2 separate regions of the Homo sapiens genome follow, and region 2 is linked to region 1. A link is a loop called in an ENCODE intact Hi-C map of the cell type or tissue named here. Cell type or tissue: dorsolateral prefrontal cortex. All regions are shown on one strand. Links, peaks and the distances in the headings refer to the core of each region. The heading gives the core; the rest is flanking DNA. Region 1 has its middle 220 kb from the start of KITLG. Region 2 has its middle 130 kb from the start of KITLG.

Region 1 (8,347 bases), core at 150-8,149:
ATAGCTGGAGGAAGACACTAGAAGAGGTGTGACATTTTCCCTGAATTATAGAGAATGAAGAAAATATTAAGAATAGACAGAATCATCTATTTAATTTACCTTTAAAAATTGAAAAAGAAGGGATTATATTTACCAAGTCCCTAATTTATGTAATTGTTTTGCTTATACCAGTGTTCTCCTGGGACCCTCATGATACTTTGAAGTGAATCCCATTATCCACTGTTATATAGAGTCCTGGAAGAACTACATAACATCCTTCAAGTCTACCAATCAGTCATTGGCAGTGTTAGAATTCAAACCTTGATTTGCCTAATTTCAGCATCTCTTTTCTACAAAGTTCCCTTACAAACAACGAAGAAAGAGGAAGATAGAACAATACACTTCTTGAGCATCTGTAATAGACTAGGCCTTGTGAAAGATGCTTTATATACACATTTTCTCAATACTTCCTGATATGGTTTGGCTCTGTGTCCCTGCCCAAATCTCATCTTGAATTGTAGTTCCCATAATCCCCACGTGTCATGGGAGGGACCCAGTGGGAGGTAATTGAATCATGGGGGCATTTCCCCCATGCTAGTCTTGTGGATAGTGAGTAAGTTCTCACGAGATCTGATGGTTTTTTAAGAGGCTTCCCCTTCACTCAGCTCTCATACTTCTCCCTCCTGCCATCATGTGAAGAAGGACATGTTTGCTTCCCCTTCATCCATGATTGTAAGTTTCCTGAGGCCTCCCCAGCCATGCAGAACTGTGGGTCAATTAAACCTCTTTCTTTTATAAATTACCGAGTCTCAGGCAGTTCTTTATAGTAGCATGAGAATGAACTAATACACTTCCCAAACCCCAGTCTCTCATCTACTATCATGAACATTTTTGTCACTAAAACTAATGTTTTTTCTAGATTGCCTTAAAAAAAAGGAAAAACAAAACAAAATCTAAAGGAAATTCAAACAATGTAAATGGAAATTGAGTACATGAAAATCTTCACCAGTGACACACATCATATCCATTATCAACACTTCTGAATAGTTATTCTAAAAGTTCAGTTTTTAAAGGCTTAAAATATTTACAGGCGTGCCCAAACACTGTGCCTATTACTCATGTTGTTGTCTAAATTGGATACACAGGGGCCTACCCACTTTGTCCCTAATTTACATAATAATAACTGGCACGTTTCATGTGTAAAAACCCTATTTTAAAATAAACATATTCATAAACATATATAATTATTAAAATTTAAAAGATTCCCATAAAATTTATCTCACATGTAAATAAGGTAACCAGCCATTCCAACTTGTCTCAGGCAGTGGGACTTTCTACGCTAAAAGTGGGACAATTCCACAGACAAGCCAGGAAGTATGTACTATATTGGGAAAATATGGCATTATCTCATGTAATATTTATCCAGCCATTCAGTTAGATATAATTATCCCTCTTATATACTTGAGAATCCAGGCACAAGGTATCTTCTAAAACAACTACTATTTTTTTTTCAGGTAGAGTCTCAGTGTGTCACCCAGGCAGTGGCACGATCAATGCTCACTGCCACCTTGACCTCCTGGGCTCAAGTGATCCTACTACCTCAGTCTCCCAAGCAGCTGGGATCACAAGTGTGCACTGCCACACCTGGCTAATTTTTTTTCAATCTATTTTTTGTAGAGATAGGGTTCTCACTATGTTCCCCAGTCTTAAAACAGAGACTATCAAATCACATATTCAAAACTAGGTCTTAAAATAGATAGATTTTAAAATAGATGGATTTTAAAAACACTACACTTTTTTTTTTTGTCCAGCACATTTTCTCAGGGAAAAATAACATTAACAAATAATATGCTAAATTCTGACTCAATTAAGAAACTTTTGAGCTTTCTAACCATCCCTCAGATCCCTCTCAGCCTGTTCAGGATGTCCAGCATACCACCCTGTCCTCCTCCATTTATTCTGCTCTTTGTCAGAGCTGTTGCTATAGCCTCTCCATTTTAGCCCTCTCCCCATGGCCCTCTTCTACTTTATCTCTTCTCGTGTGGCACTCTCAAATTCCAGGAAAAAAACTTTTTTTTTTTTTTTTAAAAAACCTCCTCCCCTTTTACCCAAACCAATCTTGAATCAGTGTTTTCAACTCTCCCTTGCAATGAATTCTGCCTTACTCTCTAGGATCTTTCTTTATGCACATAAACTTCTGGCAGTTCTGCTTCACTGGACTTTGCCAGGTCATGTGGCTATTGTCAGGTCATGTGGCTATTGAGAATTTGGAATGCAGCCAGTCCAAATTGAGTAGGCCAGGAACTATAGAATATACATAGGATTTTTTAGATTTAATATTTTACAAAGTAAAATAGATCATTAAAATATGTTATATTGATTAAACAAGGGAATTATAACCTTTTGAATCTGTTAGGTTAATGAAAATATAATATTGAAATCAATTTCACCTGTTTCTTCTTTTTTTTAAAAAAAAATGTTGCTACTAGAAAGTTTAAAATGACATCTATGGCTCATGTTTCTATTGAACAATGTTGTCCTACAGTATCATGATACCTTCACATAGCTGAGACTAGAGAATGCATCTAGCAGGGGAGTTCCCATCCATTCTTATTTTATTTATCCATCCATCCATTCAGTTATGTAACATATACTAATTAGGTTTTATGGGTATACCCACTATACCCACTATATGGATATAGTGATGGAAAAATAAACACAGTCATTCTCTTCATTTATCTTACAGTTTAGTGAAGGAAAAAAATCATTAACCAAATATTTCACAAGTAAATGTATAATTAGAAGCTATGTTAAATACTAAGTTGGAAAGACATCCCCTTATCTGCAGGGGATACGTTGTAAGATCCCCAGTGGATGCCTGAAACCAAGGATAGTACTGAAACTGACTGCCGTCAATCAGAACACATTTCTGTTTATGTCTCCCATCCACAAATTCAATGCCTTTTCCATCTTAACAAAGCACTTACTATGGGCTGTGGCTGTAAGTCTTGTAGTTGAGGTTCCACAGCAAAACTAGCATACATTTCTTTTTCCCTTCTTAATTTCGTGGACATAAGATTTGTTCTTACTGTAGATCTTAGCAGTCTCAGTATACAATTTTTTTTGTTTTCTTAAGTCAAGAGCTTTCACCTTTTTAATTAAAAGGAAGCACTTTGCAGCTTCTCTTTGACATATCCAAATTGCCAGCATCACTACCCTTGCACTTTAGGGTCACTACTAAGTAAAATAAGGGTTACTTGAACACAAGCACTGTGATACTGTGACAATTGTTCTAATAACCAAGAGGGTTACTGAGTGACTAAGGGACAGGTAGCACAGACAGTGTGGATATGCTGGATGATTCATGTCCCAGGCAGGGTAGAGTGGGACACTGCAAGATTTCATCACATAACTCAGAAAAGCATGCAATCTAAAACTTATGAATTGTTGATTTCTGGAATTTGCCATTTATTTGTTTTAATGGCAGTTGACTGTGGGTAACTGAAATTTTAGAAATCTAAACTGTGGATTGGGAACAGGGTGTGGGGGGTACCTATTGCTATAAAGGAATACCTGAGACTGGGTAAGTTATAAAGAAAATACTTTATTCAGCTCAAGGTTTTGCAGGTTGTACAAGAAGCACGGTACCAGAATTTTGTTCTGATGAGGAAGCTTGCCCTCATGGTGGAAAGTGAAGTGGAGGGAGCAATTGTGATTCAACATATGTGAAGGGGATAGATATCCAAACTATGTTAATGACTATATGGATTATAAGAGCCAGACAGAAGGTTACCTAGTGTAGACTATGTTCATGGAGTATAAAGAAATGCCTCTCTGAGGGACTGGGCATTTGGCCTCATAGCTAAAGTATAAGCAGTGGTTAAACTAAGGCAGAGTGGGATAAAAAGAGAGAAAGTATCATTTCAGATGAGCCTTTTCAGGGCATTGGAGCAAGAGGGCTTATGGCACCAAAACAGAACAAGATAAAAGCAGTTATCCAAATGAAGTTAGAGAGGTAAAGACCAAATCACAAAATCTTGAGGAGACAAGGGGCTGGAGGGAGACATCAGCAATGGCTTTTGCAAAGTTGTATTGACATGGTTGAAGCTCGTGGGCAATTTTTGTTAGGGTAAGGGGCTCTATCAAGGTTATTTGTTGTTGTTTGTTATATTGTTTGCTTTTCTTCCTTTGGCACAGCTTTGAAAATGTGCCATGAAAATGTGGAAATGCCAGGTATTTTTTTTCTTTAGAGTTTAATTACAGAGCTCTTTTTGGCAAGGTTATTTGGACTTAGTCATGCCAAAGTAAACGTTCAATAAGGATAGAAAAGAAGAGGACTTTCTGGAATTTATATGTAACCTTCACACCTCCTCCCACCCTGACAGCCAGGCAGGAATCCAACTGAAAGAACCAAAAAAGAAAAAAAAAAGAGAGAAAAGAAAAAGAAAAAAGTTTCTTAAGGGGAAAGAAGGGATCTTTTTTGTTATTCATTCTCATCCGAAGATTATTTTCTTTATGAGCTCTTCTCTATACAAATCTTGGTAGATTTGTTTTGTTGCTATTTTTATTTCTTGTTTTGTTTTATTTTTTGTAAGACAGATTCTTTACTTGATTATTACTAAACATTGGCATCAGTTCTAAGAATGGTTGTGGTAATACGTGCAAAAGCATAATTTGTTATCAAGTGCTGCATAAAAATTATTTCTGTGATGCTTAATCAGTGAAGATCACAGCTTCCCGCTCAAATGCTATCTGCATTACTTATACATATCCTCTTTTATTCAAATGAGTGAAGAAAGAAAAGGAAAAGACTTCACAGTGAAAGATACAGCAAGTCATTTCCCATAGTTATAAACTTCATCCACTTAAACTACAAATTATTCTGGGAAAAGATCTAAAAATAACCATAAATCTGTAGGACTGCATGGGAAATTATCATTCATGCAGAATTGCTGTTTGTATTTTTGTCTCTCAAATAGACTACTTTCTGTTTTACTTTTTGGACAACACATGGTTAACTGGTTTAGGACATTATAAAACATTAGGGAGACTGACCTATTTCCTGACATGCTATGCAGATCACATTCAAAATATGCTTTATCATACCTGCAGCAAAAATAAGTATGCACTGGAAACTTGTCACTGCAGCTTTTTTTTTTTTTTTGAGAAAACCAAATGTATTTACTAATTTATAAGACTTTTCAGAAAAACCTTTCCAAATAACATAAAAAGAAAACTTGGAGACAGATTAAAATTTTCCAAGTGGAATCAAAGTTTAAAACTAATTAGATTATGAATAAGAATACATAACTGAAAAACTATTTAATGATGCTGATTTTAGACTGGAATGGATTATCCACTTTATGTGTATGCAAATTTCACTATCCCTTGTCCTTTTTTCTCTTATTTTCTGATACCAACAGCTTTGTTTCTTACAATCACTCAATCATCTTTAGCTTGTTTTCTTTCCCTTTCTTTCTGGAAGAAAAGTAGAGGAGCCCAGTGACCTTCCCACTCTTTTTATTGCATAGAAAAACAAGTTACTACCTTCAAGAGTGACAAATTAACTATACTAAATTATAAGCTCTGGCTAGAATCATTCATCCATGCTCATTCAAGCATTTCCATGAGTTAGTAAATGCCCGGGATGCTCTATATGAGAAGTTTAACTTGAATGTTTAACAAGAACATCTTTTGCCACATTATTTTCTCTAACCAACTCCTTATTCATACTGGATGCTGAAGAATCTCACCACTACTTTAAGAATTATGTCAAAGTCTAAAATCTTCATAATTCCAGGTTGTGTGATAAATTTTAAATTCTTGTGATGAAGATGTTGGGAGACAGAGAGTCTGAGCTTTCTTTCTGAGTGTCTCCTTCCTAATGACTTCAGAATCCTGGAATAATCTCAATAGGACCAGAGCTGGGCACATGCCTTTCTATTCTGGGTTGTAAAAATTTTGCATTTAGGATTGTTGAACAAACACGGTTTTGATTTTTTAAAAATTCTTTTTTAATTTTGGTGGGTACATAGTAGGTGTATATATTTATGGGGTACATGAGATATTTTAATAAAGGCAAACAATGTATAATAATCACATCAAGGTAAATAAGATATCCGTCACCTCAAGCGTTTATCCTTTGTGCTACAAACAATCCAATTATACTCTGTTATTTTAAAATGAATAATAAGTTATTATTGACTGTAGTCATTTTGTTGTGCTATAAAAGACTAGATGTTATTTATTCTATCTAACTGTATTTTTATACCCATTAACCATTCCTACTTCCCCTATCACCCCCCACTACCTACTTCCCAGCCTCTGGTAACCATCATTCTACTCTCTATCTTCATGAGTTCAATTGTTTTAATTCTTAGCTCTCACAAATGAATGAGAACATGTAAAATTTGTCTTTCAATGCCTGGCTTATTTCACTTAACATGAATTCTGGTTCCTTCCATGTTGATGCAAATGACAGAATCTTATTCTTTTGGATGGCTGAATAGTACTCCACTGTATATATATACCACATTTTCTTTATCCATTTATATGTTGACAGACACTTCAGTTTCTTCCAAATCTTGGATATTGTGAATAGTGCTGCAATAAACATGGGAGTATATTATCTCTTTGATTTACTGATTTCTTTCTTTTGAGTATATATACCTAGCAGCGGGACTGCTGAATTATATGATTTAGCTTTTGAGGAGCGTCCAACTGTTTCCATAGTGGTTGTACAAATTTACATTCCCACCAACAGTGTACAAGAGTTCTCTTTTCTCCACATCCTTGCCAGCATTTGTTATTGCCTATCTTTTGGATAAAAGCCATTGTAACCGGGATGAGATGATTTATGGTTGTAGTTTTGAGTTGCGTTTCTCTGATGATCAATGATTTTGAGCATGTTTTCATATGCCTGTTTGCCATTTGGATGTCTTTTTTTGAGAAATGCCTATTCAGATTTTTTGACCATTTTTTAAATGGGATGATTAGATTTTTTCCTATAGAGCTGTTTGAACTCTACATATTCTGGTTATTATTCCCTAGTCAAGTGCGTAGTTTTTAAATATTTTCTCTCATTCTGTAGGTTGTCTCTTCACTTTGTTTATTGCATCCTTTGTTGTGCAGAAGCTTTTTAACTTGATGTGATCCCATTAAGCACAGTTATGATTTATAAAAGTAAATATTTGTCACCAAATAGAGTGCCGATTACAGTACTAGGCTGAGAAACAGCACGACCAAACCCCTGAGATAAGAGAGAGCTTGGCTTGTTCAGAGGAATGCAAATGCTATTGTTTATTATGATTGGAGCTTAGAACACAGAAAGTTGGCACCATGACCTAGGGAGGTGAAAAGGGGCCCAATCGTTATAGGCCCTGAATGCCATATTAAGGAGTTTCCAAGTCACTGTTTCTTGCCACTGAGGCTCCTTCTCCCTCTAGGGAAGGCAAATACATTCTTTCCCATGCTTCCACCATTCAGACCCACTCTGGTGGATAAGCTTTGCTAACTGTCACAATCTCAACTTTAGTTAGACCAAAATCCAAGCTCCAAGTCACCCATTGCATTATTCCCTGCATCAACAGAAGGAACTCAATGAGCTGTTAACTATAGCTAACCAAGCCACGTGCAATTCTCCAAAGATTTCAAATATCCAGCCATGAACAAATAAATGGCTATGAAAATGTTTTTTGGTATACTGCATTGTCTATTCTGAATGAGTACTTGATAGTTCATAATGTTAATTAGGAGAAACAAGATGAAAAGAGGGTTCCACATTCAATCACTATTTACCAACACTCCATTTTGTGCAAGGCTAGGGGTTCTACTACACGCTAAAGGATATAAAGGTAAATAAAGCTCAGCTTCTGCTTAGAGAGAACTTATAATCTTGCAGAGTAACAACCCAGGCTTACTATGGAGGGAAATAGCTGGGATTTGGAGGCAATTAGAAAAAGAATTTAACACGTCTAGCTTGCACAATGCCTGGCTCAAAGTAGGTGCCTGAAAAATGCTGCTGCCGTTGATGAAGATGTTATACAGGAAAGTGCCAGGAAAATTATTTCTAACAGTGAGGAATACGGGGCATTTATTCTTTATGCAGAACATTGAAGGCTGAATAAGATTTCAATAAGTAAAGATTTAGGACATGATTATTCCCAGATGATCTAACCTGATTAAATGAAATAGCAGGATTAGAAAGTTCAAGACAAGGTTTGACCAGGAGGAAGCTCTGAAAGAAGCACAGTTCTCAGGGAAAGTGAAAAGCTCCTTAGGAAGCAGTTGCAACAGGCTAGGTGAGAGACAAGGAGGACCTGACCCAGAACTTTGGCACATTCACCTTTTGTGCTTAGATGTCTGACTA
Region 2 (8,347 bases), core at 39-8,038, 90 kb after region 1:
TCACTGGTTGCATACAGCTTCTCCTGGAAGTGAGCTCTTCATCTCTAATTACTGTCAAAACACTACACGCACCTATGGTTGGCTCTTATGTCAGCTGTGATTGTCTCCCCACAGTCAACAACAATCTGTGTGGCACTATTGAAGTTTCTCCTTCAGTGACTTTTTATAGAATTTCATCTGACTGCTTCATAGACAGCCCTTTTTAGCTTAGTGGACAGTAGCTGGTGAGGTATCTGGGTTTTGTTATCGACCATTGTTAGGAGATGACCAGCTGAGCACAGTGGGAAGGCGGCCATTAAGCTTTGTTGCAGCAGCACTGGCTGTGCTTCAAGTTCTTAATGTTTTTCTCTTGCCATCTGATGTAGATTTGATACCAGCACATAGGGTGGAGCCTCTATGGATACACATACAACAGCAGTATTATCAGTGTTCACTTTGATTACACGGTTCTTGATTCAATTCATCACTTGCCCAGACAGGAACTGCATTTACTTACTTGTGCTGACACCTGACTCTGTTTTACACCTTGAAAAAGTACTCAGAGCTTTTATTTCCTTTCACCCGTAATGTAGATTTGCTCAGCAATATGATATACATTTGTGCTTACCATGGATTTTGCAAGCACTTAGATCAGAAGAATACTTCTATAAGGAAAATGTTTACCTAACAAAGGAATTTTTGCAGTCTAATGTTATTCTGTGTTGAGCATCTTCTCTTTCACCTAAAAAAGTAGTTCATTATTCTAAGTTAATTAAATTATTCTAAAGCTTTTGTATGCAGCACAGAAATTTATTTAAACTGGCAATATTGGATTAAATAACATGAATTTATTTTATACTAGCACTCAGAGAATCTTTAGATTATCCAATAGGTTGACAATAACCATTGAAAGAAGCTTTTAAATTTATAATTAAATTAATTATTCTTCTTCTTTAGTTGCACTAACCAAGTGCTTGTACTAAGTATTTCACAGGTATTATTTCATTTAATTCTCAAAGCAAAACTGTAAGGAAAGCAATGTTAGCCTTGTTTTGAGGAAACTAAGCCTCAGATAAGGGATAAATATGCCCAAATTCAAACAAATCTGTGATTCAAATATGGGTCTGCTAATACCAAAGCTAGTGTTTATAACCACTTTCTATCTTCTGTAGTTAGTAATTTGGCCAGCAAGAAAGGATAAATGTTTCTAACTATCTCTTTAAATATTGAATAAGTCAGAATTATTTCCCTATCTGAATGTATGATCGGTTTGGATAATTGAAAAAACTAATTTTTCATCTCACAATGTTGAAAGCAACTAAATCTTCATCATATTAAAAATGCCTTGAATTAGTATTTGGTTTGGTCTGCATTTTTTAGTTAATTAATTTTAGCTGTTCTAATTCCTATTAGGCAGTTTTACTCAAAGTGGGTTAAGCACCTGAGGATCTGTAGGCATGTTTGTTAAAGGAAGAGTTCTAGGCCACATTCCAAACCAACAGAATCAGACTCACTTGAGCTAATGTCAAGAAATATGCATTTTAAACTAATAATTAGATAGTGATTCTGAAGAGCCTATTTTGCCTTTGGATGATTTCCCCTTGCCTTTACCGTGATTATTTCCTGGGTAGTCATTTATATGTTCCTTTAAAATCTGGATTCATAATTTTAGTTAACTGGTTCTCTAAGGAAGGTCTCTCTGGTAGTCAATAGGCTTGTTCACAGATATTCTGGTTCTTCTCCATCGAAGCACATGATGAGATTGCATTTCCCTGTCCCCTTAAAATTAGATGTGGCCATGTGACTACCAGGGGCCAGTGGAAATGCATAGAAGTAACTTGTGCTCTGTTCTCTAGCCCCAGGAACCATCTACATTCCAGACAGTGGAGACTTTGCCAGCCTGCATTCTTGTGTGAAGCTTGGAGGGAGGAGAACCCCCAGCTGATCCCCACTGGATCTAATAGAGCAGGAAGATAGGAGCCTGGGTCCCTCACAATGTGAAGCTTCTATCCTTCCCTGAAAAGCCTACCACTGGATTTGTTTTACATGAATGAGAAATAAACCACTATTTTTCAGATTTTTATTTTCTACTATCCCATATATCCACAGCACTATATCTGACCATAATTATTTACAAACCAGGACTTTTTCACTAACTAATTGTATCAATTGATGGTGACATCCTTCATAAATCTGGGCATTTTTCTTCACTTGCCAACAAAAAGGTAGTTGTGGGTACTACGGCTCCAATGAAGATGAGATAACTGAGATGATACAGGCATCATACATTACATGCCTTCCGGAAGTGAGATGTGACTCTCATACATGTAAGCCAGTCTTCTAAAATGATATTCTGCATTTTCTGGATCACTCTGCCTGCTCATCTACTATCAGTGCAGCATCGGTCAGCACCCTACCAGGATAAATGGAGTTTATAAAGGATTTCTGGCCTCACTCAGAAACAGCTGGACAAATGAGTTTTACGAACTCATCAAAGATCCGTAAGCAATTTATATAGGAACTTCAAATTAGCTGATAAGCACTTTTATTTTTGGTCCTCGTTTATTTATTGCCACTTCACACTGATCAACTTCAACTAAAATGTTGCTGTTTTGTGGCAATCTTCTAATCATCATTTGTGTAGTATTCTGAAGTTGGCAGGGTATCGAGGACTCAGAGTTCAATACTTGAATTTTACATTTGAGGAATGTAAATGGCTAATCAAGAGCCATCCGCTAAATTCAAGTTAGAACTGAGAGCCCCGGACTCTCAGTTCATCGCTCTTTTCTCTCAGCTAGGCTTCCCTAGAAGGCCATTTCAGATTCCTTTCCTCTACTTGAAATTTAATCTTAACTCGTAGCATATACTCACTCAGCATTTAGCTGAGTGAGATCTTTCAAGCTGGGTCCAACTTGTGCGTTTCTTCCAGTCTTATCTCAATATCTCTCTGGCATTTTGTGTGTGTGTGTGTGTGTGTGTGTGTGTGTGGCCCTTCTTAATGTTTTCTCCTGAATTCCTGAAGCAAATTCCTTCTTTAATCATTCTCCTTCTTTTGGGGCATCTGTACTCTCTCTCAGCCAGTTTCTTCTCTCCTGCTTACACATATACCTAGGTCTTTCCTATTTTTATATAGTGGACATATTTTAATGTTTTAAATAAAATTTATTGTACTGTCTGAGCTTTCAAATTCTTTTTCATTCTCGGGGCAGCTTTGCTCAGAAATGGTTATTGCAGATCATTTATTACTCACTGCTTTTCTTTTTCTTTATTTAAAATTTTAGATTCAGGGGTATATGTACAGGTTTGCTACATGGGTATATTATGTTATGCTGAGGTTTGGGGTATGGACCCCGTCACCCAGGTAGTGAACATAGTACCCAATAGTTAGTTTGTCAGCCTACATCCCTCTCCCACTCTCCCTGCTCTGACTGTCTCCAGTTTCTATGGTTTCTATCTTTATGTCCTTGTATACTCAATCTTTGGTTCCCACTTATAAGTGAGAACACGTAGTATTTGATTTCCTGTTTTTACTTTTCACTTTTTTATGGGATTTTTTTTGTCATTCTGTGACACTCTTTTTCTCTTTACCCCTTTTCCTGTTGTTGATAAGAAATATCCTTGTATTCTTAATAGCTAGCATAGTGCCTGGCATATGCTGAGTGTTCTGTAAATTTTTTAAATAAATAAATGATTAAAATAGTAGAAAAATTATGATAACCCTTAGGAAACCTGACTCTTCATTAAACATGCTTAAATAGGAACCAGGCTATGTGTACAAATATAAACATAAACATACATACAAAGGAGGAGCTCAGAAGCTTTTTATGTGCTCACTATGCATTCATCTGTTCAAAGCCCCTTACATGTTATTGTCTCATTTGATAATAATAATAGTTATTATTATTTTAATGGTGACTGCAGATAGTGCTCAGAATGGGTTAGGTACCATTTAGATCACATTACTGTGTATTCACAAGAACTCTATGTGGTAGGCACTTTTTTACCTTAACAGAGACACAGAGAGAAATAGCTTTTGCATTTACACAGCTAGTGAGTAGGAGAGTGAGGACTTGAACTTATGCATTCTGACTCTAGAGTCTATACTCTAATCACTCTTATCACCCAAGGTCTCACAAGTAGAGTGGGTGTTCCAAAGAAAGCATACTCTGTATCCTACTCCAAGGACCATTTCCCTAAAACATCTTCCTTTCCAGCTTCCATGGTAAGTGACTAAATTTTTTTATTATTCAGTGATAATCTTTACAGAAGGGACTTAAAGAACTGAAAAATAAACCCTACAAAGGTATCATGCAAAATAAAAATGATATAAAGCTGTAATCAATCATTGACATTTTAGCATAAAATTATTTATCAGATAAACATTATTGGTCCTTGACTCTTAAGGAAATTGGACATGAGACAGACAGTAAGTCAAGTTTTGAAATTTGGACAAATTAAAAAGCCTTTGAATCTGCTACCATCAAAGTACTCTATACTGTGTGATTACTTCTGTCTTGCCTGATTATGCCTAATTTTGAATATATTCATTTTATTTTAGATTATATATTTCACTTTGCATCATATCATTGGGACCAATGATTTCTTTCTTTAGCTCAAGCTGCATATCTTAAGAAGTATTATTAATAAGCATAATTTAGACATATTTCTCTCACCTGAAGAAATAATCTCCAATTTTATAGTATAAGTCTAGTGGGAAAGCTGTGTCTAATATAGAATTTTGCTTTAGCAATTACTTTTATTTACATCTTGTTTCAAGACACAGCCATTGAGCTAGGTATTCCTGGGTGACAGCCAACCTCTAATTTTTATTTATTGCCTGCGCCAACTTTGTGCTTTTTAAGCTTCTAATAAAGAACACTTGGTTTAAGCAATTTTGTAGTCATCCCTCATGTATGGGACCTCATGTAACATGTTTTGTAATGACATACATCATCTTTTATAATAAAATTTCATCTTATGAGTCTTTCAAGTAGTAAATCCCTTTTGATTTCTCAGCAGGATAAAGTTCTACATGTATATTATACATGAATCATCTGTTTTCTTTAGCAATTCACTGATCTCATAAAGCATGCATCTGGGTAAAGAACTACTGAAGATTTAAACCTCCTTTATTTGGATGAGATATGTATTGAAAATGAAAAATTGTTAAGCTAACAGTAGCAAATTCCATGTATTTGGAAGAGTGATTTCATCAAGCTTTTCTCTAATCCATTGGATTTTAAAACAATTCATAGTTACTTAAGAGTTTACTTAAATAGTAACCCTCAGACAGCAGAACTTTCTCTGGAAGCCTCCCTCAGGAAATAGTCTTGTGTGTTCTCTTCCTTGAATAAAACTAAATGGCAAGATTAGGCAATGGATGGATACTTTCTAATTGTTCACTTTTAGAATGCTAGAACTCACGTTAATTTCAGAGGAACTTCAACTTTCATTTTTCAAGACATTATTATAGAAACAGAGCATTTGGTGAAATGTTAACAGGATATCAAATTATGGATCTTCCCATTTGGAAGTGTTATTAGCCAGAGTTCTCAAGAAAGAAAGAACCAATAGGATGGGTGAATAGATAGATAGATCAGTGAGAGGGGATTTATTGGGGGAATTCGTTCATGCAATTATGGAGCCAGAAATGTTCTACAATAGGCCCTCTGCAAGCTGGAGATCCACGATGCTGGTAGCGTGGCTCAGTCCAAGTCTGAATGCCCTGGAACAAGCAATGCTGTAACTCAGTTTGAGGCCAAAGACCCAAGAACCCGAGTATGGAGAAGCACTGAAGTCCAAAGGTCAGAGAGCCTCAGGTTCTGGTGATGTCCAAGAGTAGGAGGAGAAGGATGTCTCAGCTCCAGGAGACAAAAAGAGAGAAAAATCATATTTCCTCTGCCTTTTTTGTTCTATCAGGCCCCTAGCTGATTGGATGGTGCCTCCCCACATTAAGGGTGAATCTTCCCTACTCAGTTCACAATCACACACACCTATCTCCTCTGGAAACACCCTCACAGACATATCCAGAAATAATGCTTCAACAGTTCTCTAGGTATTCCTTAATCCAGTCGAGTTGACATCTAAAATTAACTGTCACAGGGAAGTTAGGCCAAGATCCCAAAGCTGAGAACAGTAAGTGCCAAGTACTCCCACGGTTAAGGCAAGATGGGCCATTTATAAAGGAAGTGGCAAAAAAAAAAAAAATGTTCTGCCAGTGTTGGTTCAGATTGTATCAAAGAATAATTCAGTAGGAGGTAAGGGATGGGAGGGTGTCTTAGATCTGGCTGTTACAACACATTACAATAGACTGCGTGACTAAAGTAACAAACATTTATTTCTCATGGTTCTGAAGGCTGGAAGCCGGAGATCAGGGTGCCACCACAGTTAGGTTCTTGATGAGGGTCTTCTTCCTAGTTATGTTTTTGCATGGCCTTTCCCTGGTGTGTGCATGCAGGAAGAGCTCTCTCTTTCTTCTTCTTCTTTTTTTTTTTTTTTTTTTTTTTTTGAGATGGAGTCTTGCTCCATCACCAGGCTGGGGTGCAGTGGCACAATCTCGGCTCACTGCAACCTCTGTTACCCAGGTTCAAGCAATTCTCCTGCTTCAGCCTCCTGAGTAGCTGGGTTTACAGGTGTGTGCCACCACGCCCAGCCAACTTTTGTATTTTTAGTAGAGACGGGGTTTCACCATGTTGGTCAGGCTGATCTCGATCTCATGACCTCGTGATCTGACCGCCTCGGCCTCCCAAAGTGCTGGGATTACAGGCATGAGCCACTGTGTCCGGCCTCTTTCTTCTTTTTATAATGGCATTCACCTCATCATGGAGGTCTCACCTATGTGACCTCATCTACACCCTCAAAAGACCCACACCTCCAAATACCATTATATTGGGAATTAGGGCTTCAACATATAAAGTTTGCAGTGACCCACACATTCAGTCCATAACAGAGAGTAACGGTTATTTCAAGAAAGAGTTGCCCATGTTCTTGGATATTTGAATTTCATCCATTAAGAAGGTCAAAGTAGGCAGACTTCAAGAGGGCCACTCAAAGTCTTAGCCCATGAGCTCTGAAGTTCAGAAAAAACACAGAGACTAGAGCTTGACTTCCATCTGGAAAAGTTGAACAATTGGCAAGTTTTGCCAAAAATTAATGGAAGGGGAAAAATTTGAGTAGGAGCAAGGTGAGCCTCCCTGCATGGTGGAGCACAGGTATATCTTTTTTATGGCCCAGAGATGACCCATGGTAGGTAGACTGCCATAAGCCCTCTTGACAGGTTTTACCCAAGAAGACCACCTAGAGGGCTGAACCCTAGTGGAATAGGATACATTGCCAGAGTCCGGAGGTTTGAGAGCAATCATATCTGGATAGCTAAAGGAAATACGAGTGGTATAGTATAGCAACTGAACATCTGAGAGAGAAGATCTCTAAGGGACCCACGGAGGCACCCCATAAAAGAAGCATTTGGTCATCTAGCTCACCCAGAAGGTACCAATATCTGATTACATTAGGGGAAAAAAAGGAAATTATGCTTTCACATATGACGGTGTTTTTAAAAGCTATGGCAGCTTCTGGAGAGTTTACCCATGAGTGCAAAAGAATAAACCAACAGAGCGACTTTAATGGGGATGGTAAGAAACAATAAAGTTGCCTTCTGTTTGAGCCCTAGTGAGTGCAGCTCGATGAACTAGTTGAAATCATACAGATTTTAAGGGAAGAGAGTTGGAACTCTGTGATTATCCAAAAATGAGTCTCAGAAACATTGCAATGTTTCTTTTCACAAAGGTCCTTAAGATAAGATAAAGAAAATTAATTTTAAGAAAGCCCCATTGAGTTTTAGAAGCTGAAGTAAAGTATTCAACCAGAATATTAGAGCTGAAAAGGAAGAGATAATTTTTATTGGATATTAACTAGAAAGGAGTAGATATCAAATAATATTTCTTACCCTGAATGTTGTCTTGAAATAGTCAAGCATGAAACCAAAAACATAGGCGATAGAATTAAGTGTTTATTTCCTATTACTACCATAACAAATTTAGTGGCTTAGGCAATACAAACATGTTATCTCACAGTTCTGTGGGTCAGAAATCCAATGGGCTCATCTGGTTCCCCTGCTCCAATTTCACAGGTCCAAAATCAAGGTGTTGGCAGGGCTGTGTTTCTCTCTTGAGACCCTAGGACAGAATCCTCTCTTACTTATTCGGAGTGTTAGCAGAATTCAGTCTTGCAGTTCTATGACTGAAGTAATGGTTTTCTTCCTGGCTGTCAGCTGAGAATCAACTCCAGCTTCTGAAGAATGTTGTATTTCTTGCCTTGTGGCCCCCTTCTTTCAGCTTCAAAGTCAGAAATGGCAGGGCAAGTACTTATT

Evidence for each region. A loop is a pair of places that touch in the nucleus more often than their neighbours do. Peaks named below come from ENCODE experiments on the same cell type or tissue, not always from the same donor. Only the 100,000 strongest peaks of a DNase experiment are listed, where the experiment ranks them.
Region 2: it touches region 1 in a loop (6-fold over the local background); 1 of 110 quality-filtered maps calls a loop at or near these places.

Annotation. Positions count from the first base shown.
Region 1 is chr12:88,358,347-88,366,693 of GRCh38, forward strand. No RefSeq gene overlaps it. Among named protein-coding and RNA genes, the nearest start is that of KITLG, 220 kb to the right of the region's middle. In dorsolateral prefrontal cortex, for the core only: no CTCF peak of the experiment used is centred there; no DNase peak of the experiment used is centred there; H3K27ac peaks cover 528 bases.
Region 2 is chr12:88,448,460-88,456,806 of GRCh38, forward strand. No RefSeq gene overlaps it. Among named protein-coding and RNA genes, the nearest start is that of KITLG, 130 kb to the right of the region's middle. In dorsolateral prefrontal cortex, for the core only: no CTCF peak of the experiment used is centred there; no DNase peak of the experiment used is centred there; H3K27ac peaks cover 649 bases.